Regions from separate parts of the Homo sapiens genome. Here region 1 is linked to region 2. A link is a contact called in ENCODE Hi-C or POLR2A ChIA-PET data. All regions are on one chromosome and are shown on one strand. Each heading gives the region's core, a stretch centred on a gene start or an enhancer-like site at or near the end of the contact. The rest is flanking DNA. Distances are from core to core; before and after follow the strand shown.

The links. Hi-C counts contacts between places; a loop is a spot of excess contacts on that map. ChIA-PET counts read pairs that join two places held with the same protein, here RNA polymerase II (POLR2A). Pooled maps may share reads with other maps.
Region 1: a loop to region 2 is called in a map of CD4-positive, alpha-beta memory T cell, with 7 times the contacts of the local background. The contact joins two enhancer-like sites. A Hi-C loop is called at or near these places in 7 of 168 maps with a recorded cell type or tissue (CD4-positive, alpha-beta memory T cell, Calu3, GM12878 and 3 more), 10 of 37 single-sample maps with no recorded cell type and 13 of 50 pooled maps. POLR2A ChIA-PET finds 5 or more read pairs at or near these places in 1 of 52 experiments (OCI-LY7).

Annotation. Positions count from the first base shown.
Region 1 is chr2:8,489,961-8,493,182 of GRCh38, forward strand. No RefSeq gene overlaps it. Among named protein-coding and RNA genes, the nearest start is that of LINC01814, 92 kb to the right of the region's middle. Within about 2 kb of position 1,876, at least 4 of the 41 ENCODE cell types and tissues checked have a DNase peak (open chromatin) inside an H3K27ac peak, as active enhancers do.
Region 2 is chr2:8,303,876-8,306,652 of GRCh38, forward strand. All of the region lies in intron 2 of LINC00299 (long intergenic non-protein coding RNA 299), which reads right to left. Among named protein-coding and RNA genes, the nearest start is that of LINC00299, 23 kb to the right of the region's middle. RefSeq lists an enhancer at 3-222. Within about 2 kb of position 1,401, at least 5 of the 41 ENCODE cell types and tissues checked have a DNase peak (open chromatin) inside an H3K27ac peak, as active enhancers do.

The DNA.
Region 1 (3,222 bases), core at 626-3,125, 190 kb after region 2:
CCCTTTGTTTATCTACCACGGCCCCTAATACCACCCCCAAGTTTTCCGTAGAGCAGGATAAGAACACAGGCCTCTGGGTTTGGGGACCGCCACTTATAGGTGAAATCACAGGGGTGCATGCGACCACCCAAGGTGTGTGCAGAATCTAAGAAAAGGTGCTAAGGAAAGAGTCCAAGGGGACATGGAGAAGAGAAAAGGCCCCTGAGGGACCTCAGAAAAAATACCCAGAAAAATAGGAGGAAGATCATGCTTTCATTCATTTTACCAAGCACCAAGCATCCACTCTCTCATTTCTAGCAAATGAAAGAGTGATTGCCTGGTCCTCAGTGAGTCCTGTTCACTGAGGGCCACACTACAAGGCAGAAGTCAAACCACCACCTGGGACAGAGGCCCATGCAGGGCCAGTGCCAGGGCAGGAAAGTGAGAGCTCGCCCCTGGCTGATCTGACCCAGGAAGGCTTCCTGGAGGCAAGCAGTATTCTTAGAAGCTAATATCCTGTGCACCAGAGAACTCCCTTGGAATGGAGTGGAATTATTCCCCTGAATAACTTAAGCGAATTCCTAGTGGAGCACAAAGTCAATGTAAATGTAAGCTTCTGGAGGTTGCCTCAGTAAGGCCAATGCACTACTGAGGAATGATAAGAAAAATGCCAGTAAGTGGTTTCCATGAGGTCATTATTTTTATTGAATCATAAAATATTGAGCAGTTCTGTTTTATTTTTAAAAACAGAAACTCAAGAGATGAAGTAGAAACAAGCCAAGTGAAGTTTGTTAGTTCCATTAAAATATTACCTGCCAGAGGAAAGAATGTACTATAATTGTCATCTATGCTCAATGCATACTAAATACCACCTACATGTGACCAGCGGTTTATATTCTTTTCAACTTCTCTGCTGCCATCTTAACCATTTCAGGGAAATAAGCTGTAGAAAGTCAAATTAGGGCTTAAAGAAACGAGACTTGGCCTCAAAGATAAATAGTATCATTGCCCTGATTTCATTGTTTCAAATATAAGATTTTATTTTGAGACGAAAGTTTAATTAGGCAGAGGTGGATCACTAAATTCTTTGACTTCAGAATCATACTTTCTGCAAGATTTCACCTGTGAAATTCACTGCCTTTAATTACTGCCTCACGTTAAAAGAGAGAATCTTTCTTCTGAATGGCTAATAATGTTATTATAAGAGGTAATTACAGAGCAGTTATCTGTGGTCAGTAACACCAACGTATGTAGATGGCAATATTCTGGTTTTTGAACTTTGAAGGCAATTTGTTAGGGAAACACTTTCTTCCCCAAACAATGTTGATGTTTTGGATTTGTTGGTCTTTTCTGATCTTCTTTTTTTTTTCTTTTTAAGAAGGAAAAAAAGAAGCATTTAGAAATCAGTCCTTTACTGGATGAATTTCTTCACTTCCCAGAAAGCAAGAAAACAATTGTTTCCTGTAATTGGACAGTTTGATTGGAGGCAGGTGGTGCTGAGCTGAGGAAACTGGAGCCACAAAGCCAATTTTGGCTTCAAGCACATTCCCTTTAGTTCTAAGTTCCAGCAGTACAACATGTAAATTGGCTTCACAAAAGCCGATTATAAATTTAGTTCCCGTTTCTCTAACAAGCACCTTATCGGCGATGAAGAGTTTTGGCAAATGGGGACAGCGTACAGATCAGACGCGGTTAGAAAGCTGCCCTGAGATACCCCAGCACTAATTCCTTGAACATGTTCTTGCTACCACAAAGCAGAAATTTATGAGCGATCCCGGGAGCCATCGTGTGTCATCGTTTTAAACTATGGTGATTTCTTCTTTTTTCAGGTTAACTGGCCTTTGCGTTGCTCGTGCTGCATTATCTTGAGTTAATATTTGCCCTCCATATTTTCAAGTAACAGGCCAAGTCAACTTGGCGTTGCGGATTGCAAACATCAGCCCTGAGTATGGCCCAAACTTCAAGGTCTGGGAAATAAATGGGAGCCGTTTATTATTCCCTGCTGCCTTCACCCCGTCTCTGAGCCCTCTCCTTTCTCTTCCCATGTGCTGGTTCATGCATTTTTACCCCTTGCAGGGCAGCTGAGAAGCAATATTCCTCTTTTACAGATGGAGAAGCTGAGCCCCACAGAGGTTAACTGCTTTGGCCAATGTCACACAGTCAGTCAGGAGCAGAGAAGTAATGGGCCCAAGTGCCAGCTTCCCAGTCGTGTTCCAACTTCGTGTTGGAACTGCTCCAACTTCGTGTTAATTAATTTCCTCCCTACTGTAAATCCATAAATTAAAATAGCCATTTATAAGAGACATGGGGGTTTCTAATAAATGGAGGCACATTCTTGGAGGAAAGGCAGGGGGAAATTTATCTGGTAATTTCTATCCAGTTATTGTCTTTATATACTCTCTATATTAAATCAGTGACTGTAAAGGTCCAGCATGTTTTATAATTAACTTCTGACCATGCTTAAATTTTTAGAAATGTTAATCTAATGTCTAGGTGAGATTTGAGCTTCTTATTATTGTTAGAACTTGGAAATAACCTTTTCTGATCCCAAATAGATTAATGGCTGAAATGATAACTTTGTTCTCAGATAAATTTCACCGGTCAGTCTGCCTTTCTGTACAGAATTATTTTACAAAAACACATTGCAGAGTTCGCTGAGTGCCTCGGAACTGCAACACTCTTGTTTTTCAAGGCGATTACATCCAAGGAAATGCCACTACATTTTCCTCTCCAAGCCAGTGGATACCTGCAGTTCAAAACGTTGACTTTGCTGAGAGTCCCAGAATCTAAACACTGGAGGTCAGGTGAATTGAGGTCTTCTAGAGTGACGAGGACACTTTTGCTTTTAATCGTTGGCTAAAGATATTCTCTACAGACATGCGAGTCTGAAAGGGAGATGATTTCCTTTTTTTTTTTTTTTGGGGGGACGGAGTCTCACTCTGCCGCCCAGGCTGGAGTGCAGTGGCGCGATCTCGGCTCACTGCAAGCTCCGCCTTCCGGGTTCATGCCATTCTCCTGCCTCAGCCTCCCAAGTAGCTGGGACCACAGGCACCCGCCACCACGCCCAGCTAATTTTTTTGTATTTTTAGTAGAGATGGGGTTTCACCGTGTTAGCCAGGATGGTCTCGATCTCCTGACCTCGTGCCCCTCCTGCCCCTGCCTCCCAAAGTGCTGGGACTGCAGGTGTGAGCCACTGCGCCTGGCCCGAAAGGGAGATGATTTCTCTCCCAACCTGTTGGAGAG
Region 2 (2,777 bases), core at 151-2,650:
CTCCCCACTCCATTCCCAGGGCCTAGCACAGGGCCTGGCACAGAGGCCATATCACAAGTCAAGAAGGAAATCTTTCCTTTCTGCCAACCCTGGATCTTCCCAGAGAGGAGCCCTGTGTCCTCTTGAGGGCAGGATGGGTGGTCAAGGCAGGGACGCGGTAAAAACTAAGGTCGTACACCAGCAAGCTATCGACAAGCATTTAGAAAGCTGTGTCTCAACCAAGATAGTTATTGCAGCTTTATTTGTGTTATCAATAGTCAAAAAAAGGGGGGGGGGAAGACAACTTACTCTGAGCCCTAGGGTGCCTTGTCATAGGAGGTTCTGGGGGTAGGTACACAGTTACTATTTATCCCATGAATAAAAGGGTGGATGGAAATAGGCCAGGAGTTGGGGAACTTCACACAACAAAATCCAAACTGAATGATGGTGAGCCAAAACACAAAAATAACACAAAAGACCCCAAATTGTTACTGTATTTAGAAATAAGACCCAAATTATTATAAAAAATTGTCAGATTGCTACAAGGCAATTTTTTGGGTGCTATAAAAGGCCTCTGGCCCAGGGGCCTAACAGCCTCCTAAAAGAGGATATCAGGAAAAGCAAGTCGCTAAATAGAAGAAAATAAAAGAAAAGGAACTCGTCAGTCAAACTGCATCCTGCCTAGCAGGGAATCCACACACTCAGGGAATCTCAGATCCCAGGACTTCAGACTGAGATGGACTCGGTGTCTCTGGCCAATGAGAACCAAAGTCCTTCACACATCATGCTCCCTGAGACAAGAAAACGTAGGTATGCTTTAGGGGAAGAACAAAAACAGACAAGGGCAGTGGGAGTTTTGATTAGCATAATCTTTACAAATCCTTGCTTTGGAATTCCAGCTTGGCCACCTACTACATCATTTGGGCAAGTTTCTTAACCTCCCAGAACCTCAGTGTCCTCATCTGTAAAATGGCAATTATGAGAACGCTACCTACTTCATCACAGTGGCGTAAAGACTTACTAAGATAATTCCCGTTAAGTGCTTAGCACGTCGCCCTCCAAGCAGTCTGTTATTTTTCTGATGTGTCAATGTCACCATTCACCTGCTGTGCAGTTTTGAGCAGATGATGAACGCATGTGTCCTCCAGGAGCTCCTTCTGCGACATCCCCTAGGCAGCCCGACATGACTCAGCAACACGGTGCTAGGGCCAGATCCCTGGCTAGACACCGAGGTGTGGGGCCCTCGTCTCTGACCTGCCATTGAGCCACAGTGTGAAGCCTAAGCAAAGCCATTTCTCTAGGGACCTTGGCTTAGTTTTCTGGTAAAATACAAGTTTCATTCTAGGTGTTCTCTCAGCTATCTTCTAGGATGTTTTGGAGTCTGTGCTTTCATACAAACACAGGCTCATGCTGGAGCAGGGATGGCCATGGACATCCTTAACTCTCCTAAGAGCCACCCACGGCCTCCCAAGTCACCTCATCAGTTGTCCTCACAGGGAGCCACCCTCTGGGAGTATTTATATCCCTCTACTTTGATTACAGCTGATTAGTAAATTTACAATGTGTTTGAATTTCACTAGACTTACATTTCACAACAGAGAGCAAGGTTTAGTCAACACTTTCATTTGCTAAGGGCAACCATCCAGGCTTAATAAGGCTTTCCCTAAACAGACACCTTCTTTACAAACTTCTAGGAAGCCAAGTGTTAAACAAAAGTCTAACTTGAGACTTTTCTCTTGATTCCTATTATGGGCATTTGCAGTTTGCTTTGCAATTGCATTACCAAGTGCACACTTGCGCACATGCCTGGAAACGTGCACACACGCACAATGGAGCAACGTCCCAGTGTGACGGTTCCTGCTGGCCAAGAACAGCACTGGGTATTTGCATGGGCAAAGACTTTAACAGCGTGAACAGGATTTTCTGAACAAGTCTGGAAATAAAATACCTACCAGCTTTCAGAGTAAATTACCAAAAAAGCAAAGGAGAAAAACAGTTCTTCCAAAAGACAGTCATCTAACCTCCTTACTCCCTGTGCACAAATTACCAGGCTTCCCAGAATCCAATCTTAGGTGAGATGAGGAACAATGGAAGGTATTTACAAGTTTAAAAAATATCAAATTTTTGCTTCTGGACTCCCATGCTATGATGTCACTACCTTGTTGCACTGGTCTGAGAAAAAGAATTATATCTCTATGGGCCTCAGTTTCCCTGTATGTGAAATGAGAGTTTCAATTAAGCACTATCTCAGATCCTTTCTGCCTTCAAAATCATGGGAAATCTCTGTAACAGATTTTTTAACCCATGAGAGGCCTTAGGGTCACTATGAGTATCTGATAAACAGGTGGGCCTTCCCTCCAGAAATATAGACAAAGGCTCATAAACACAGAGAAGTTTACACAGAATGTGAAAGAGGATTCAGAGAACCCCTGAAGCCTGTCCCGGAGGATGGGTTTAAAACTCTCAACTCTGGAGGAGATGTTGAAAGACAATTTCTCCAAAAGAGAGGGAGAAGATACAGTAGCTAGGGAAGTCTGGAAATCTGAATTTTTAATTTAGAAATAGATATTGTGGTTTTGTTGTGAGCTTTGAAAAATTGAGCCATGATTCTGTATAACGCCTCTAAGACAAAGATAAGATGTTAAAGCAGGTTCGTGACCATGGTCAGCTATGGAAGCGGTACACAAGGCCAGTTAGCAGGGTGGAGTCAGGTTCTGAGAGATGAGGTGGTATGGGAATGTCTGGGGCTGTGGGTAATAAGTTGAGCTTTTTCCCAGATGTTCTCTCCATGTTCCAGA